Linked DNA regions of Homo sapiens: region 2 is linked to region 1. The links are chromatin loops, found by intact Hi-C in ENCODE. Cell type or tissue: heart right ventricle. All regions are shown on one strand. Each heading gives the region's core, and the rest is flanking DNA. Links, peaks and the distances in the headings are about the cores only.

The links. A loop is a pair of places that touch in the nucleus more often than their neighbours do. Peaks named below come from ENCODE experiments on the same cell type or tissue, not always from the same donor. Only the 100,000 strongest peaks of a DNase experiment are listed, where the experiment ranks them.
Region 2: a loop joins it to region 1, with 3 times the contacts of the local background. A loop is called at or near these places in 19 of 110 quality-filtered maps.

Annotation. Positions count from the first base shown.
Region 1 is chr19:11,135,050-11,144,783 of GRCh38, reverse strand. No RefSeq gene overlaps it. Among named protein-coding and RNA genes, the nearest start is that of SPC24, 16 kb to the left of the region's middle. RefSeq lists enhancers at 1,346-2,288, 2,289-3,232, 757-3,529. In heart right ventricle, for the core only: a CTCF peak has its summit at 2,578 (motif pointing right); DNase peaks (open chromatin) are centred at 1,263 and 2,123; H3K4me3 peaks cover 994 bases; H3K27ac peaks cover 3,898 bases.
Region 2 is chr19:11,277,313-11,287,585 of GRCh38, reverse strand. No RefSeq gene overlaps it. Among named protein-coding and RNA genes, the nearest start is that of TSPAN16, 14 kb to the left of the region's middle. In heart right ventricle, for the core only: no CTCF peak of the experiment used is centred there; no DNase peak of the experiment used is centred there; H3K27ac peaks cover 944 bases.

The DNA of each region.
Region 1 (9,734 bases), core at 813-4,812:
TCAACAACAAAAAAAAAGGGGGCCGGGCGCGGTGGCTCATGCCTGTAATCCCAACACTTAGGGAGGCCGAGGTGGGCGGATCACAAGGTCTGGAGATCGAGACCAGGCTAACACGGTGAAACCCCATCTCTACTAAAAATACAAAAAGTTAGCCGGGCATGATGGTGGGCACCTGTAGTCCCAGCTACTCAGGAGGCTGAGTGAGGCAGGAGAATGGCGTGAACGCAGGCGGCAGAGTTCGCAGTGAGCCGAGATCGAGCCACTGCACTCCAGCCTGGGCGACAGAGCGAGACTGTCTCAAAAAAAAAAAAAAAAAAAAAAAAGAAGAGACCAGGCATGGTGGCTCATGTCTGTAGTACCAGCAACATTGGGAGGCCAAGGCAGGTGGGTCACCTGACATCAGGAGTTCAAGACCAGTCTGGCCAACATGGTGAAACCCCATCTCTACTAAAAATACAAGTTAGCCAGGCATGGTGGCGGGCACCTGTAATCCCAGCTACTCTGGAGGCTGTGGCAGGAGACTTACTTGAACCCAGGAGGTGGAGGTTGCAGTGAGCCGAGATCGTGCCATTCCACTCCAGCTTGGACAAGAGTGAAACTCCGTCTCAGAAACAAAATTTTTTTAAAGGGATTTTTGAGTCTAGCCCTGAAATGTCAGGAGTCAGTCCATGCAGCTTGCAGAGCTTCTAAGAACGGCGGGCCTGGGTTTAGATGTGCAGTTAACTGTTCCTAGATGCCCTTGGGGCTGTTTTAATTTTCCAAGTTGGTGGGTTTTCTCTCTTTTTTCTTTTTTGAGATAGAGTCTAACTCTGTCGCCGAGGCTGGAGTGCACTGGCATGATCTCGGCTCACTGCAGCCTCAACCTCCTGGGCTCAAGCAAACTTCCCACCTCAGCCTCCCAAGCCGCTGGGACTACAGGTGCATGCCACCGTGCCCAGGTAATTTTTGTACTTTCGTAGAAATGGGATCTTGCTATGTTACCCAGGCTGGTCTCAAACTCCTGGGCTCAAGCGATCCTCCCACTTCGGCCTCCCAAAGCGCTGGGATTATAGGCATGAGCGACAGCGCCCGGCCGGTTCTTTTATGTGAGCTGAATTGGGAGCAGAGTCCTCTATTTGCATCCTTGACCCCCAAAGACCTGAAGACCTGAAGCAGAACAGGGCTGTTCCACCTCAGCTCTCGTGACATTGGGCCAGGCTGTTGTGTGTGTTGGGGGCTGTCCTGGGCGTAGTAGAACAGTTAACGTCATCCCTGGCCTCCACCCACCAAATGCCAGCAGCTCCCCCTCAGCCTTAACAACAGGAAATGTCTCCAGCTGTTGCCAGTGTCCCTTCGGGGAGGAAGTCACACACACAAAGCCTCTCGCCTGCCTTGAAGCCTCAGGCAGGGAGCAGTTTGCAAGTCAGGTGTCAGCGCCAGGGTTGGCTAAGCGCTGCTGTCACCTTGGCGGTCATTCCTTTCCCGCACACGGGACAGGATGCCTCCACTGGCCGGTTCACTGGGGCAACTGTGGGCGCCGGGAGTGGAGTGGGCCCAGCCCACGCACGGCTGAGCGTCCTGGGATGGGGGGATTGGGCACGTCTCCCTCTCGTCCTGCAAACTGCAGCTCTGAGTGCCCTGGAGAGAAAGCAGGCATGGGGCAGGGGTGCCGCTGTGACAAGGGTTCTGGGAGCCCAGGCTTATCTGTACCCCTGACCCAGGGCCCGTGCCCCCCCCAACCCTGGGGTTGGCGCTCCCTCCCCACAGGAATGACCTGGCTTTGTTCCCGGAGGGGGCCGAGGAGCCATTGCCCTGCCCTGTCACTCCACATCCCCTCCACCCCAGCAACCTGGGCCTCAGTTTCCCCAAGGAAGAGACGGTCCCATCAGGCGGCCTGTGCCGGGGCTCAGAGAGGCCCTGTGCCCACCAGCCACATCCCCATCCTCGTCCCCCCCAGGCAGGTCCAGGGTCCCCTCTATGGGGAGAGCGAGTGGGAGAGGAACGCGGCCTGGTGGGGGCCCAGCAGGCGGGTTCCGGGAGGTGCCTGATCTCCGGGGCTGGGAGAGGCCCCACTCCACATGCCTGGCCCCTGACTCACTGCCCAGCACTGGCTGGATGCCCAGGACAGCCTGAGGCCGGTGGCCTCCGGCCCCGCCCCCATCCCACCCCCGCCCCCGTTTGTTCTCCCTCTGAGAGCTGTGCCTTCAGCCACCGGCTCTTTCCTGAATGATGGAGGCCGGCCAGAGGCTTGCTGATGGCTCAGCCCAGCCCTGCTGAGGTGGGAGTAAGGTTTCAGGCACCAGGACACAGGGTTCCACACTAGTCCCTGCAGCACTGAGGCTCAGCCCCAGGACCATCCATTTTACAGATGGGGAAACTGAGGCACACAGGACAAGGACCACCCTGGAGTCTGAACTTCAGCAGTGAAGCCCCCAAGCCCTCCCTAGGGGCAGGGTGATCTAACTCAGGACCAGGGGCAGCGTGTGTATATCAGTAGCCCCTGGAGGATTATGCTGGCTTCTCAGATGGGAAGCAGCCCCTTTGAGGAGTCCACCCTGTGTCCGAAGCCACCCAGGTGAGAAGAGGCCAAGCCAGGGTGGGCACCCACACCTGCACCTGCTCGAGCTCCAGAGGGCAGCAGTGGGGCAGCCTGAAGCTCTAGCCACTTAGTCATTACGGCAAGAGGTGTGCAGGTCATGAATTCACACCATGGCCAGCCCCCTGCTCGTAACTGGTGTTTCTGGGGACGGGAGCCCAGGGGCTATGGAGTCTCGAGGTTGAACCCTTCCTCGGGCCCTAGTGCTCCCTGGGCGGCTTCTCCTGAGGACTAGACTTGGGTACCTTTCCCCAGGACTCCTCAGGCCCTGGCGGGGATAAAGTGCATCCTCAGGCCAGTAGTGGGGGCCACCTAGAGGGGCAGGCAGCTGGGAGCAGCTTGGGATGGCTGAGCCATTTTTTTTTTTTTTTTTTTAGAGACAGGGTCTCACTCTATTGCCTAGGCTGGAGTGCAGTGGCGCGATCACAGCCTCACTGCAGCCTCGAATTCATCAGGTCAAACAGTCCTTCTGCCTCAGCCTCCTGAGTAGCTGGGGTCAAGCCTTTCATGCAACCCTCCTCCAGCCTGGCATTCAGTGCCCCTTCCCTGATAGTTCTGGACTAAGAGGTGGTCAAAGTTCTTCCCAGTTTACGGTTAAAAGAAACAGATCGCAGCCGGGCACAGTGGCTCACCCCTGTAATCCCAGCACTTTGGCAGGCTGAGGCAAGCAGATCACGAGGTCAGGAGTTCGAGACCAGCCTGGCCAAGATGGTGAAACTCCCGTCTCTACTAAAAATACAAAAATTAGCTGGGCACGGTGATGGGCACCTGTAATCCCAGCTACTTGGGAGGCTGAGGCAGGAGAATCGCTTGAACCTGTGAGGCGGAGGTTGCAGTGAGCCGAGATCACGCCACTGCACTCTAGCCTGGGTGACAGAGCAAGACTGTCTCAAAAAAAAAAAAAAAAAAAAAAAGAAAGAAAGGAAAAGAAAAGAAACAGATCGCAATGGGGCTTGCCTGTGCATGGGAAGTTTTCAAGGCTGGATTTGAACCCATGGTTGTCGGATCTGAAGTCTCAGTCTCCCTTCTAGGCTGGACAGGATGGGAGAGGCCAGGAAGACCAGTTTTGTGTCATTGGCATGACAGTGTTTGGGTTCCGGAGGGGACCCCCCTGAGGTCTGGGACTACAGCCTCCAGGCAACTCATCTAGGAATGTGGGCCACCCTTGTCGACTCTCATGGTGGCCCCACAACCTCCAGTGGCCTCCCTTTTTTTTTTTTTTTTTTTTGAGATGGAGTCTTGCTCTGTCACCCGGGCTGCAGTGCAGTGATGCGATCGCGGCTCACTGCAACTTCTGCTTCCCGGGTTCAAGTGATTCTCTTCCCTCAGCCTCCTAAGTAGCTGGGACTACAGGCACCTGCCATCACGCCCCGCTAATTTTTGTATTTTTTGTTTTATTTTGTTTTTTTGAGACGGAGTCTCACACTCTCACCTGGGCTGGAGTGCAGTGGCACCATCTCGGCTCACTGCAAGCTCTGCCTCCCGGGTTTACACCATTCTCCTGCCTCAGCCTCCTGAGTAGCTGGGACTACAGGCTCCTGCCACCATGCCCGGCTAATTTTTTGTATTTTTAATAGAGACGGGTTTCACCGTATTAGCCAGGATGGTCTCGATCTCCTGACCTTGTGATCTGCCGCCTCAGCCTCCCAAAGTGCTGGGATTACAGGCATGAGCCACCACGCCCGGCTAATTTTTGTATTTTTAGTAAAGACGGGATTTCACCATGTTGGCCAGACTGGTCTGGAACTCCTGACCTCAGGTGATCCACCCACCTCGGCCTCCCAAAGTGCTGGGATTACAGCCACTGCACCTGGCTGGCCTCCCATATTTACTTAGAAATGTGGACTGGGCCAGGTGCTGTGGCTCACGCCTGTAATCCCAGCACTTTAGGAGGCCAAGGCAGGAAGATTGCTTGAACCGAGGAGTTCAAGACCAGCCTGGACAACACAGTGAGACTCCTGTCTCTACAAAAAAAAACTAAAAAATTAGCCAGGCATGGTGGCGTGCACTCGTAGTCCTGGCTACTTGGGAGGCTGAGGTGGGAGGATTGCCTCAACCCTGGGAGGTCAAGGCTGCAGTGAGCTAGGATTGCACCACTGCGCTCCAGCCTGGGTGACAAAGCAAGACCCTGTCTCAAAAAAAAAGAGGGGGGAGCGGGGGGAAGAAAGAATGAAGGAAGGAAGGAAGGAAGGGGAAGGGAAGGAAGGAAGAAAGGAAGGAAAAGGAGAAAGAGGAGAGGGAGAGGAGAAGCCGGTGTGGTGGCTCACGCCTGTAATCCCAACGCTTCTGGAGGCCGAGGTGGGGCAGATTGCTTGAGGTCAGGAGTTCAAGACCAGCTCAGCCAACATGGTGAAACCCTATCTTTACTAAACACACAAAAACTAGCCAGGCGTGGTGGTGCGTGCTTGTAATCCCAGCTACTCAGGAGGCTAAGAGAATCGTTTGAACCCAGGAGGTGGTGGTTGCCTTGAGCTGAGATCGCACCACTACACTCCAGCCTGGGCGACAGAGCGAGACTCCGTCTCAAAAAAAAAAGAGAGAGAAACAAAGGAAGAAAGAAGGAAGGAAGGGAGGGAGGGAGGAAGGAAGGAGAGAGAGAAAGGAAATGAAGGAAGAAAGAAAAGAAAAGAGAAATGAGTACTGTAAGCCTGTGGCCCGCCAGACCCTCCTTCATGGAGCCACACCCCAGTGGAGGCCACTGTGTCAGTTTTTCTGTAGACGGGTGGCAGAGCCAGGGCTTTAATCTGAGCTGAGTGTGTTCAGAGCTTGTGCTCTTAATCCTGACCCACAAATGAACGCTGTGGGGTGGTGGGGGGTGACGCTCTGTGGCTCTGTGGGAGGCCCAGGGAGGAGGTGTCATTTGTCCCAGACTTGAGCCCCCAGGGGATAAAGGTGTGGAGACTGTGAGCCAGGCAGGGGAAACAGCAAGGCTGGCATGGAGGAGACCAAGGGGGATGGCAGGAGGGCAGGGGTCCTTGATCACGCCAGGCCTGCAGTCCACAGGGCAATGTGGGGAGGATTTTCCAATTCCAAGACAAGCCCCAGCTCTGGGAGAAGGGAACCTGACATGGCCCCTTGACACAGTGGCCCCGCCTGTCTAGGTGGCTGATGTCACTATTTACTCCCAAGCTCCCCGCTCCCCATCCCAGGAACAGCCCCAGAGCAGCCCAGCCCAGGGGAGGGACGGCTCCGGATGGAGCAGAAAGTTGCCAGGAAACCCCAGCGGCCATGCTCAGTGGGGTGATGGGGACCAGGGACTCCCACTCAGAACCCTCCGTGGCTTTTTTATTCCTTCATCATCACGGAAAATCACTGCCTGCAAGGGAGGAGGGTGCTGACCCCAGACTGGGGAGCGGGGAGGGGATTAGGCCAGGGCCAGCTGCAGGGCAGGGCAGCCTGCACCCCTCTCCCCACCTCCCTCTGGCAGCCGCGGCTCAGCCCAGAGGCTCCAGGCTGACTCACTGCAGACAGCTGTGGTCTGGGATGCCTCGGGCTGCTGGAAGGGGAACGGCCTGGGGACAGGAGAAGGGGAGGGACAGCAGGGGACACTAGTTGTGGGTGTCAGACTTGCTGGGAGTGGGACAAATTCCTCCCACCTTCCACCCTGTCCTGGCCAGAGCTGTTGAGCCTGCGGAGACAGGACAGGACCACCAGCCTGCAGGGGTGGCGTTCCCCAAGCTGCAGGCTGCCCCCAGCCCTGCAGGACAAGTGGGTGGGTGGGTGGGTGCTGAGCCTATAGACCAGGGAGCCAGCAGCGCATTTTACCAGGGCCCCGTTCTGAGCCAGAGAACTGGAACCGGCGAGGATCAGAATCCAGCCACAGTGACCCGAGCCTCCTATTTCTCTCTGTAAAATGGGTGGCTGTCAACCCTCCCTCCCTTTGGCGACCATCGGGGCAGAACGATGGATTGTCAGGAAACTGAATGTCTGCATGTCTGTGTCACCCTCAAAGCTCTGATACAAGCTCCCAATGCAGCAGCCAAGGCCGAATACCAGAACCTTCCATCACCTCTGGCCTCTCCTCTGGGCCATGCCCCACCCATGCTGTGCTCCCAGTCCCCACCCCTGCCTGGGGATGCACCCCGGTCCTGCCCACCCTCCCGTCTCAGTCTCAGCACCCTCGAGCCGCCACCTCCCAGGCCCTCCCGTTTTCCTGGCCATCTGAGCCCGCTTATCCTGTTTGCCACTTGGTTGAGCACCAATTTCGTCAATCGAGCAATTATCGAGCGCCTGTGTGCAGGCTCCAGGACGCTTCCTGTGTGGGCTGCTCAGTTTTCCCTCCCAGGGGCGTTTTGGAAGCGTCCCAAAACAAAAGGCGGAAGGCAGGAAGGAAGTGCCACCCCGTGGACGCAGGAAAGATGACAGGCCCTGCCTTTGTCTCCGAGCGCCTGCGCAGCCCCATCCTGCCCCACTTCCAGAGCCCCTGGGGAGGGGGAGATTAGCTTTGTCTCCATTGTCAGGTGGGGAAACTGAGGCTCTGAGGTGCCTGTCACCCAGCGAGTCAGTGGCAGAGCCAGGTTATGAACCCAGACGGCCTGGTCAGTCTGCTCTTTTTGGGTTTTTGTTGTGTTTTGTTTTGTTTTTTTGAGACAGAGTTTCCCAGGCTGGAGTGCAATGGTGCAATCTCGGCTCACCGCAACCTCTTCCTCCCAGGTTCAAGCAATTCTCCTACCTCAGCCTCCCGCGTAGCTGGGATTACAGGCATGCGCCGCCACACCCAGCTAATTTTGTATTTTTAGTAGAGATGGGGTTTCTCCATGTTGGTCAGGCTGGTCTCAAACCCCCAACCTCAGGTGATCCGCCCACCTTGGCCTCCCAAAGTGCTGGACTCAAGAGATCTTCCCACCTCAGCCTCCAAGTATCTGGGACTACAGGTGTGCGCCATCGCATCCGGCTGGTAATTTTAAAACTTTTTCTGTTGTTGTTGTCTGTTTTTTTGACGCAGTGTCTCGCTCTGTCAGGCTGGAGTGCAGTGGTGCGATCTTGGCTCAGTGCAACCTCGGCCTCCCGAGTTCAAGCGATTCTCCTGCCTCAGCCTCCCAAGTAGCTGGGATTACAGGCATGCGCCACCACACCCAACTAATTTTTGTATTTTTAGTAGAGGCGGGGTTTTGCCATTTTGGCTAGGCTGGTTTTGAACTCCTGACCTCAGGTGATCCGCCTGCCTCGGCCTCCCAGAGTGCTGGGATTATAGGCATGAGCCACTGAGCCCAGAAATTTAAAAACGTTTTTTAGAGATGGGGTCTTGCTATGTTGCCCAGACTGCTCTTGAACTCCTGGGCTCAAGCAATCCTCCTGCCTCAGCTTCCCAAGGTACTGGGATTACAGGCATGAGCCACGTTTGTGGACCTAACCACCCCAGTGTCGTGTCACCCCTGGGCCAACCCTGTCCCTCCTTCGATCCACCCAGTAAGGCACCATTGCCTGGGCTTCATCAGCCTGTCCCTGTTGGGCTCAGCCCGTGGGAGGCACTGGTGGGAGATAGAGCCTGGAGCGGGGGACAGGCTGGGCTCTTCCCCGCCTCGCTCTGCTGGGGACCATGTCTGCAGCACTTCTTTCCCTCCTATGAGTTTCTGGCTCTCACCAGCTCCCAGGCTCCAGAAACCACATCTTCCTCTCCTGGTTTTGTGGTGGTGGCGCTTTCTGCTGTTGCTTATTTCTGGGTTACCTCACCGTCCCCCTGTTTAATCTTGAACATTTTTTATGGTGCAGTCACCTGCCAGCATACCCGGCTAATTTTTTTGTATTTTTAGTAGACAGGGTTTCACTATGTTGGGCAGGCTGGTCTCGAACTCCTGACCTCATGATCCGCCTGCCTCAGCCTCCCAAAGTGTTGGGATTACAGGCTTGAGCCACCGCACCCTGCTTTTTTTTTTTTTTATTGAGATGGTGTCTCGCTCTGTTGCCCAGCCTGGAGTGCAATGGTGCCGTCATAGCTCACTGCAGCCTCAAAATCTTACCCTTTTTAGTAGAGACATGGTTTCACCATGTTGGCCAGGCTAGTCTCAAACTCCTGACCTCAAGTGATCTGCCTTCCTTGGCCTCCATTTTTAGAATAGATACAAAAAATTGCTACATTTTAGAAGAATATTCTAGAAGAATATTAAACAGAGTATGGGGACAGAAAAGCAACTGGCAGGAAGGAAGTTTTCTTCAGGGGGAGTTTCTCTAATGAAGTAACATTTGGCTTGGTGCGGTGGCTCACACCTGTAATCCTAGCATTTTGGGAGGCCGAGGCGGTAGACGACTTGAGGTCAAGAGTTCAAGAATAGCCTGGCCAACATGGCAAAACCCCATCTCTACTGAAAATATAAAAATTAGCCGGGTACGCGCCTGTGATCCCAGCAACACAGGAGGCTGAGGCAGGAGAATCGCTTGAACCCGGGAGGTGGAGGTTGCAGTGAGCCAAGATTGTGCCACTGCACTCCAGCCTGGGCAATAAAGCAAGACCTTGTCTCAAAAAAATAAATAAAATAAAATGATGTCAGGTCCTTAAGGACAGACAGGGAGATTTTCATTTCTTTTTTGTTTTTTTTTTGAGACAGAGTCTCGCTCTGTCGCCCAGGCTGGAGTGCAGTGGCGCGATCTCAGCTCACTGCAAGCTCTGCCTCCTGGGTTCATGCCATTCTCCTGCCTCAGCCTCCCAAGTAGCTGGGACTACAGGCGCCCGCCACCATGCCTGGCTAATTTTTTGTATCTTTAGTAGAGACTGGGTTTCGCCACGTTGGCCAGGATGGTCTCGATCTCCTGAGCTCGTGATCCGCCTGCCTTGGCCTCCCAAAGTGCTGGGATTACAGGCATGAGCCACCGTATCAAGACTTCATTTCTTTTTTTTTTTTTTGTAGATGGAGTCTTGCTCTGTTGCCCAGGCTAGAGTGCAGTGGTGCGATCTCGGCTCACTGCAAGCTCCAACTCCCAGGTTCACGCTATTCTCCTGCCTCAGCCTCCCAAGCAGCTGGGACTACAGGCGCCCACCACCACGCCTGGCTAATTTTTTGTATTTTTAGTAGAGATGGGGTTTCACTGTGTTAGCTAGGATGGTCTCGATCTCCTGACCTCATGATCTGCCCGCCTCGGCCTCCCAAACTGCTAGGATTACAGGTGTGAGCCACCACACCCGGCTTTCATTTCTTATATCCCCTGTAGTGTCCCACAAGCC
Region 2 (10,273 bases), core at 2,789-6,788, 140 kb before region 1:
GAGTGAGGTGGGTGGATTTTGAGGCAAGGAGTTTGAGGTCAGCCTGGCTAACATGGCAAAACCCTCTCTCTATTAAAAATAGAAAAATTAGCTGGTTGTGGTGGTGGACGCCTGTACTCCAGGCTACTAGGGAGGCTGAGGCAGGAGAATCACTTGAACCCAGGAGGCAGAGGTTGCAGTGAGCTGAGATTACACCATTGCACTCCAGCCTGGGTAATAGAGTGAGACTCTGTCTCATAAAAAAATGAGAGAGAGAAAGAGAGACAGGAGAGGAACATTTGGACACAGACAGAGGGGAGAAGGCCACAAGATGATGGAAGAGGCAGTGATTGGAGTGACGTGGCCACAATCCAGCGACCACCAGGGGCCACCAGAAGTTGGAAGAGGCAAGGAAGGAACCTTCCCCAGAGCTTTTGGGGGCAGCACGGCTCTGTTGACACCTTGATTTCAGACTTCTGGCATCCAGAACAGTGAAAGAATAAATTTTAGGGGGCTGGGCGTGGTGGCTGACGCCTGTAATTCCAACACTTTGGGAGGCCAAGGCGGGCGGAGCACCTGAGGTCGGGAGTTTGAGACCAGCCTGACCAACATGGCAAAACCCTGTCTCTACTAAAAATACAAAAATTAGCCGGGCATGGTGTCACATGCCTATAATCCCAGCTACTCAGAAGGCTGAGGCAGAAGAATCGCTTGAGCCTGGGAGGCAGTGGTTGCAGTGACCTAAGATCGCCCCACTGCTCTCCAGCCTGGGCGACAGAGGGAGACTGTGTCTCAAAAAATAAAAGAATAAATTCTTGTTGTTTTAAACCAGCAAGCTGGTGATGATTTGTTATGGCAGCTCCCAAAAATCTAACACAGACAGGAAGCAGTGGGTGGGTGATGACATATTTCAGCTGCCTGTGGGGGCTGAGAAACACAGCACAAGATTTGGGAAAAGGGTTCACATCCGGTGAAGGAGACCTTTCCTTCCTTCCTTTTTTTATTTATTTTTATTTTTTATTTTTTTATTTTTTATTTTTGACAAGGTCTCACTCTGTTGCCCAGGCTGGAGTACAGTGGCTCCATCATAGCTCAGTCCAGCCTCCAGCTCCTAGGCTCAAGGGATCCTCCCAGCTCAGCCTCCCTAGTAGCTGGGACCACAGCCATGCACCACCCCACCCAGCTAGTTGTTTTTTTTTATATATATATTATTTGTAGAGACGGGGTCTCCCTATGTTGCCTAGGCCACCACCCTGGTCCCTTTCTTCCTTAAGAAGAGAGATAATGTTCATGGCTTGCTGGTGACTTTGACTTTAAAAAAATCAAGGCACGAGGCCAGGCGCGGTGGCTCACACTTGTAATCCCAGCACTCCGGGAGGCCAAGGTGGGAGGATCACTTGAGCCCAGGAGTTCGGGACCAGCTTAGGCAAAATGGTAAAACCCTGTCTTTACCAAAAATACAAAAAATAAGCCAGGTGTGGTGGTGCACGCCTGTGGTCCCAGCTACTCTGGAGCCTGAGGCAAGAGAATTGCTTGAACCTGGGAGGCAGAGGATGCAAAGAGCTGAAATCGTGCCACTGCACTCCAGCTTGGGTGACACAGTGAGACCCAGTTTCAAAAAAAAAAAAAAAACAAGGCAAGCTGTGGTGGCTCACACCTGTAATTCCAGCACTTTGGGAGGCCGAAGCGGGAGGATCCGCTTGAGCCCAGAAGGTCAAGGCTGCAGTGAGCCATGATGGTACCACTGCACTCCAGCCTGGACAACAGAGTGAGACTCTGTCTAAAAGAAATAATAATAAAATAAAAATTCAAAATATTTTCAATGGAGAAGTCTGGATTTGAGGCGTCTCTTGAAAAATCCAGCCAGGCATGGTGGCTCATACCTGTAATCCCAGCACTTTGGTAGGCCAAGGAAGGTGGATCACTTGAAATCTGGAGTTCAAGACCAGCCTGACCAACATGGTGAAACCCTGTCTCTACTAAAATACAAAAATATGCCGGATGTGGTGGTGCACGCCTGTACTCCCAGCTACTCGGGAGGATGAGGCAGGAGAATTGCTTGAACCCGAGAGGCAGAGGTGGCAGTGAGCTGAGATTGCGCCACTGCACTCCAGCCTGGGCGGCAAAGCGAGACTCTGTCTCAAAAAAAAAAAAGAGAGAGAGAGAGAAAGAGAGGAGAGGAACATTTAGACACAGAAGGGAAGAGGCCACGAGACATCAGAAGAGGCAGTGATTGGAGCGACCACTGCCTCTTATCTCAGCATGCACTATGCAGTTATTATTACTATAATAGGATAAAAAGACCAAGAAGAAAAAAAAAGATCTGCCTTTATTATTATTATTTTATTTTATTTTTGAGAGGGAGTCTTGCTCTGTCGTCCAGGCTGGAGTGCAATGGCGCGATCTCAGCTCACTGCAACCTCCGCCTCCCAAGTTTAAGCAATTGTCCTGCCTCAGCCTCCCAGGTAGCTGGGATTACAGGCATGTGCCACCACGCCCCGTTAATTGTTTGTATTTTTAGTAGAGATGGGGTTTCACCATGTTGGCCAGGCTGGACTCAAACTCCTGACCTCAGGTGATCCGCCCGCTTCAGCCTCCCAAAGTGCTGGGATGACAGGTGTGAGTCACCGTGCTCGGCCTATTATTCTTATTATTTTTGATAGAGACGGTGTTTCACCATGTTGGCCAGGCTGGTCTCAAACTCCTGGACTCAAGCCATTCACCCATCTTAGCCTCCTAAAGAGCTGGAATTACAGGCACGAGTACATTGATTATACTCCTGGCCTTACAATTGTTTTTAAAGGGTGACCAAGCTGAATTACAAGTGCTGTCCTCAGCTGAGGCCTCTGCATTCTTGGGTGGGTTTTCTTGCTGTCTCAGCGGACGCTCCCTGCTGCGCCTGGCGGGAAGGGGGTGGGGGCAGGGGGGACACTGGGAACCAGGATCTCCACTTGGACCAGAGCAAATGAGAGAATTTTGGGGGAAAAAAAAACAGCTCTGACCTGAAACTTAGCCAGGTCCTCGGGGTTCATGGAAAATAACCCACCCAGCACAGGAATTCTCCTTCCAGGCTGTGTTCAGACTGTTTTCTGTGCTTCTCTTTCAGAAGATCTGGGAGAGTTGGTGTATACATTTATTGAAGCCTTTACTTCATGCCAGGTGCTAGAATGATCTAGAATCTTCACTCCCATGCTTAGAGGTAGGTGCTATTGTCATGTCCACTTTACAAATGAGGCTTGGCCGGGTGCGGTGGCTCACACCTGTCATCCCAGCACTTTGGGAGGCTGAGGTGGGCAGTTCACCTGAAGTCAGGAGTTTGAGACCAGCCTGGGCAACATGGCAAAACCCTGTCTCTACAAAAAATACAAAAATTACCTGGGCACAGTGGTGCATGCCTGTAATCCCAGCTACTCGAGAGGCTGAGGCAAGAGAATTGATTCACCTTGGGAGGTGGATGTTGCAGTGAGCCAAGATTGCACCACTGCACTCCAGCCTGGGCAGTAGAGCAAGACTCTGTCTCAAAAAACAAAAAACAGATGAGGCTCATTGCCTGGAACAGAGGAGCCCAGATTTGAAGATGGGTCTCCTGACTCCAAGGTCAGTGATTCTTTCTGATGGGTGACATCTGCTCATTCACTAATTCATTCAACCTTTCATTCAATAAGCATCCATTGAGCACCTAGTGTATGCCAATTGTGATGCCAAAAAATACAGATGTAGTCCCTGCCATCCTGAATTCAAATATTTTTTAAATTTTTAACTTTTTTTTTCCTTTTTATTAAGGCAGGGTCTCAGTCTGTTACTGGGGCTGGAATGCAGTGGCGTGATCTTGGCTCACTACTGTCTCAACCTCCCCAGGCGCAAGCAGTCCGCCCACCTCAGCCTCCTGAATAGCTGGGACTACAGGCATGTGCCCCCATCATGACCAGCTAACCTTTTTTTTTTTTTTTTTTTTGAGAAGGAGTCTCGCTCTGTCGCTCAGGCTGGAGTACAGTGGGAGCACTGCACTTTGGGAGTGCCTGACCCATGACCAGCTAAGTTTTAGATTTTTTGTAGAGATGGGGTTTCACCATGTTTCCCAGGCTAGTCTCAAACTCCTGGGCTTAAGTGATCATCCCGCCTTGACCTCCCAAAGTGCTGGGATTACAGGTGTATGCTACTGGGCACTGGCCTATTATTATTTTAAGCTATCTGAGTCCTTTCTACATTGGTTTGTTCACTGTGTGTCTTCAGTGCTTGGTATGTAACAGGAGCTCAATAAAGATCCACAGAGTCTTTGTTAAAGCCTCAATGAAATGAGCAAATCCTGATGTCTGGAGTCTGGATACCTGGGCACCTGCCCCAGCTCTGTGTCTCAGTAGCTGTGGGAGCTTGAGCTCGTTGCTGGGCCTCAGTATATTTTAGTCTTATCTGTAAAATTGGTTAAAGAAGTATTTTCACACAAGGACACAAAGAAATCAGAACCCTCATACACCACTGGTGGGAATGTCAGCTGGGGCAACAGCTTTGGAGAACAGTCTGAGAGCTTCTCAAGAGGTTACACATAGGGCCGGGTGCGGTGGCTCACGGCCTGTAATCCCAGCACTTTGGGAGGCCAAAGTGGGTGGATCACCTGAGGTCAAGAGTTGGAGACCAGCCTGGCCAACATGGTGAAACCCTACTAAAACCCTACTAAAAATACAAAAAATTAGCCGGGCGTGGTGGTGAGCACCTGTAATCCCAGCTCCTCAGGAGGCTGAGACAGGAGAATTGCTTGAACCCAGGAGGCAGAGGTTGCAGTGAGGCAAGATCGTGCCACTGCACTCCAGCCTGGGCGACAGAATGAAACTGTCTCAAAAAAAAAAAAAATTACAGAAAGGGCTGGGTACAGTGGTTTATGCTTATAATCCCAGCACTTTGGGAGGCCAAGGCAGGAGGATCATATGAGTCCAGGAGTTCAAGACCAGCGAGAATCCACCTCTACAGGACAAAAAAAAAAAGATTAAAAGTGGAATTACCATATGACCGAGCAATTCCACTCCTAGGTATATACGTACCCAAGAGAAATGAAATCATATGTCCATGCAAAAATGTGTAACTCAAATGGCGTAAGAGCACCGCTAACAATAGTCCATAGGGGCCATCCACTGATGAACGGATAAATAAAATGTGGTCTATCCATACAATGGAATATTATCCAGCCTTTAAAAGGAATGAATGTCGGCCAGGCGTGATGGCTCAAGCCTGTAATCCCAGCACTTTAGGAGGCAAAGGAGGGCGGATCACCTGAGGTCAGGTGTTCAAGACCAGCCTGGCCAACATGGTGAAACTCCTTCTCTACTAAAACCACAAAAATTAGCCAGGCGTGGTGGCGCATACCTCTAGTCCCAGCTACTCAGGAGGCTGAGGCAGGAGAATCGCTTGAACCCAGGAGACAGAGGTTGCAGTGGGCTGAGATAGCGCCACTGCACTCCAGCCTGGGTGACAGAGCAAGACTCTGTCTCAAAAAAATTAAAAAAAGGAATGAATGTCCAGACACGGTGGCTCACGCCTGTAATCCCAGCACTTTGGGAGACTGAGGTAGGAGGATCGTTTGAGCCGAAGAGTTCAAGACAAGCCTGGACAACATGGGAGATTCCATCTCAATTTTAAAAATTAAAACAAAATTTAAAGGAATGATACAGTCACACAGGCTGCAGATGAATCTTACAAACTTTAAGCTATGTGAAATAAGCCAGACACGAAATGACAGATGTTGTATGATTGCACTCATGTGACAGTCCAGACTAGTAGATTCGTAGTTGCTTAGGGGTGAGGCGGCAGGGACGAGGGGATAGGGGAATGATAGCTAAAGGCTGTGGAGCTGCTTTTTGAGGAGATGAGACAGTGTTCCAAAATAGGCTGGGTGATGGTTGTACAATTCTGAATATAGGAAAAACCATTGAATTGTACACTTTCGAGGGGTGAATTCTATACTGTGTAGACTATATCTCAGTAAAGCTGTTTTTAACAAAAAGAAAGAAAAGTTTTTGCCTCTAGGCTGAGAGTGAGGAGAAGCTGCAAGCCAAACCTTGGCCCAAAGCCAGTCATCCATCCACAAGGCTGAGTGTGCAGCCCAGGGGCTCAACCTTAAATTAAGAGTAAACCTGGCTGGGCGCGGCAGCTCATGCCTGTAATCCCAGCACTTTGGGAGGCCAAGGTGGGCGGATTACCTGAGGTTGGGAGTTTACAACCAGCCTGACCAAGATGGAGAAACCTCGTCTCTACTAAAAAAAAAAAAAACAAAATTAGTAGGGCATAGTGGTGCATGCCTGTAATCCCAGCTACTCGGGAGGCTGAGGCAGGAGAATCGCTTGAAACCGGGAGGCAGAGGTTGCAGTGAGCCGAGATCATGCCATTGCACTCCAGCCTGGGCAACAAGAGTGAAACTCTGTCTCAAAAAAAGAAAAAAAAAAAAAAAAGAGTAAACCTGGGGGCTGAGCGGCAGTGCCTCATGCCTGTAATTCCAGCACTTTGGGAGGCCGAGGCGGGTGGATCACTTCAGGTCAGGAGTTTGAGTCCAGTCTGGCCAACATGGTGAAACCTTGTCTCTATTAAAAATACAAAAAAATTAGCTGGGGGTGGTGGCACGCACCTGTAATCCCAGCTACTCAGGAGGCTGAGGTGAGGCACGAGAATCGCTTGAACCCAGGAGGCAGAGGTTGCTGTGAGCCGAGATTGTGCCACTGCACTCCAGCCTGGGCAACAAGAGCAACATACTGTCTAAAAAAAAAAAGAGTAAACCTGGGCCAGATGTATTGGAGGCAATAGGATTGTTTGAGGCCAGGAGTTCAAGACCAGTGTGGGCAACATAGCAAGACCCCATCTCTACAAAAAAAAATTTTAATTACTGGGTCAGGTGATGGACACCTGTAGTCCCAGCTACTCAGGAGGCTGAGGCAGGAGGATCACTTGAATCCAGGATTTCAAGGCTACAGTGAGCTATGATCATACCACCAGGTTGCATCCAACCTGGGCAACAGAGCAAACCCCAAATAAATTCTTTTTAGAAAGAGTAAACTTGGGCCAGGTGTGGTGGCTTACGCTTGTAATTCCAGCACTTTGGGAAGCCGAGGTAGATGGATCACTTGAGGTCAGGAGTTTGAGACCAGCCTGGCCAACATGGTGAAACCCCGTCTCTACTAAAAATACAAAAATTAGCCACTGAGCATGGTGGCACATGCCTGTAATCCCAGCTACTCGGGAGGCTGAGGCATGAGAATCGCTTGAAGCCAGGAGGCGGAGCTTGCAGTGAGCCAGGATCGCGCCACAGCACTCCAGCCCGGGTGACAGAGTGAGACTCCGTATCAAAAAAAAAAAAAAAAAAAAAAAAAAAAGAGTAAACTTGAAAAACAGGAGAGAGAAGATGCCGGAAGAGAAGATGCACCATTGCCCAGGGTGCAGCAGGAAGGTTGAGGTCAGATCCTCCCAGCAACCCAAGCGAACCATCACCCAACTGGAAACCATTTCCTTTGTGGCCATGAAACAATGGGCTACAACTTTCTTTTGTGGCTCAAAACCACAGAGAAGCTTCCTATTGTGGGATTCACCACCACCACCACAGCAGAAGTTTTTTCTCATGGGTTCTGGGAGCAAATACAATGGCTTCTGAAACTGAGGTCTGGCTCTACTTCCTTGAAGACCTCTCCTTTCCTTTCTCTGCATGACAATGCTCCCCAGAGACTCTCTTCTTTCCCCATGCCACCTTTTGTACCCTGGGGTGGCCTTGTCTTAGTTTGGGTTCCGTGGAAGCCACCACTGAAACAAGGATTTAATACAAGTACTTTGTCTGAGAGGTGGTGATGCCAGGAAGCAGCAGTTGGGAAGAGGGGACGTGTATGAGTTTGCTAAGGCTGTCATGACCAAGCACCACAGACAGGGAAGCTTATAAAACAGGGCATTTCACAGTTCCGGAGGGTGTATGTCCAAGAATAAGGTGTCAGCAGGGTTGATTCTTTCTGAGGTCTCTCTCCTTGGCTTAGAGCCAGTTGCCTTGTTTCTGTGTCTTCACATAGTCTTTCTTTAATGCTTGTCTCTGTGTCCATATCACCTCATCTTTTCTTTTTTTTTTTCTTTTTTTGAGACAGAGTCTTCCTCTGTCCCCCAGGTTGGACTGCAGTGGCACAATCTCAGCTCACTGCAATCTCCACCTCCCAGGTTCAAGCAGTTCTCATGCCTCAGCCTCCCAAATAGCTGTGATTACAGGCATGCGCCACCACACCCAGCTAATTTTTGTATTTTGGGTAGATACAGGGTTTCACTACGTTGGCCAGACTGGTCTTGAACTCTTGACTTCAAATGATCCACCTGCCTCAGCTTCCCAAAGTGCTGGGATTACAGGCACGAGCCACTGCACCCAGCCCATACCTCCTCATTTTATAAGGATAGTGGTCATTTGGATTAGGGTCCATCCTAATGACCTTGTTTTAATTTGTTCTTTATTTTTTCAATTTATTTTTATTTTGAGGGGAGGGGATGGAGTCTTGTTCTATCACCCAGGCTGGAGTACAGTGGCCTGATCACAGCTCACTGCAACATGGAGCTCCTGGGATTAGGCGATCCTCCCACCGCAGCCTCCTGAATAGCTGGGACTACAGGCTGATTTTTAATTTTTTTTTTTTTTTTGGAGACGAGGTTTCTTTTTCTCTTTTTCTTTTTTTTTTTTTGAGACAGAGCCTTGTTCTGTTGCCCAGGCTGTAGTGCAGCAGTGTGAACACGGCTCACTGCAGCCTTTATCTCACAGGGTCAAGGAATGTGGCGCCTCAGCACTAACTTCCCCTCCTCTGTGTTCCTTGGAGATTTCTCTTACTTTTTTGTGAACTTAGCTGATAACTTAAAAGCATGTTTGCTGTATTTCATTCAGCGTTTTTGTTGCTATTGTCTTTTACTCTGTCACCCAGGCTGGAGGGCAGTGGCACAATCATAGCTCACTGCAGCCTCAAATTCCTGGGCTCAAGCGAACCTCCCTTGTCAGCCTCCCAAGTAGCAGGGACCACAGATATGCGCCACTACACCTGGCTAATTCTTTATTTTTTTTATAGACAGGGTCTCACTATGTTGCCCAGGCTGGTCTCAAACTCCTGACCTCAAGCCATTCCTCCCGCCTCACCCTCTGGAGGCACTGGGATCACAGGTGTGAGCCACCACACTCAGCCTTGCCCAGCTCATGTACAGGTTTTTTGTGGTTTTTGCTTGTTTGTTTGTTTTTGAGACAGAGTCTCGGTCTGTCGCCCAGGCTGGAGTGCAGTAGCACCATCTCAGCTCGGTACAACCTCCACCTCTCAGGTTCAATTCAAATGAATTCTGAATGTGCAGGGCTGGGCAGGGCATTCATGCACAATCTAGAAATTTCATGCACAATCTGGAAAAGTTAGGGCGAGAAGGGTTGGAGAGAGGAGGAGGCATGTGGAAACTGGAAGATTCAGCGATTAACAAAATTGCCTGGCTGGGCACGGAGGCTCACGCCTGTAATCCCAGCACTTTAGGAGGCCGAGGCATGTGGATCACCTGAGGTCGGGAGTTTGAGACCAGCCTGACCAACAGGGAGAAACCCCGTCTCTACTAAAATACAAAATTATCCAAGTGTGGTGGCGCATGCCTGTAATTCCAGCTACTCAGGAGGCTGAGGCAGGAGAATCACTTGAATGCAGGAGAATCGCTTGAACCCAGGAGAATTGCTTGAACCCAGGAGGCGGAGGTTGCAGTGAGCAGAGATCGTGCCATTGCACTCCACCCTGGGCAACAAGAGCAAAACTCCATCTCAAAAAAACACAAAAAAACAATTGCCCATGCCTCCCTTGGAATACTTTCTGCTTCTCCCAATCATTCACTCAGAAAGCACTTACTGAGCACCTACTGTGTGCCAGGCTGTGTGCAGCGCACTAGGGATAGAGTGATGCACAAGAAACCACATAGCCAGCTGGGTGCAGTGGCTCACACCTGTAATCCCAGCACTGTAGGAGGCTGAGGCAGGAGGATCACTTGAGGCCAGGAGTTTGAAACCAGCCTGGGCAACATAGCAAGACTCTGGCCTCTACAAAAAAAATTAAAAAGAGCTCTCCCTCTCCCTCTCCCTCTCCCCACGGTCTCCTTCTCCCTCTCCCTCTCTCTCCATGGTCTCCCTCTGATGCCGAGCGGAGGCTGGACTGTAATGCCGCCATCTCGGCTCACTGCAACCTCCCTGCCTGATTCTCCTGCCTCAGCCTGCCAAGTGCCTGGGATTGCAGGCGCGCGCCGCCACGACTGACTGGTTTTTGTATTTTTTTTGGTGGAGACG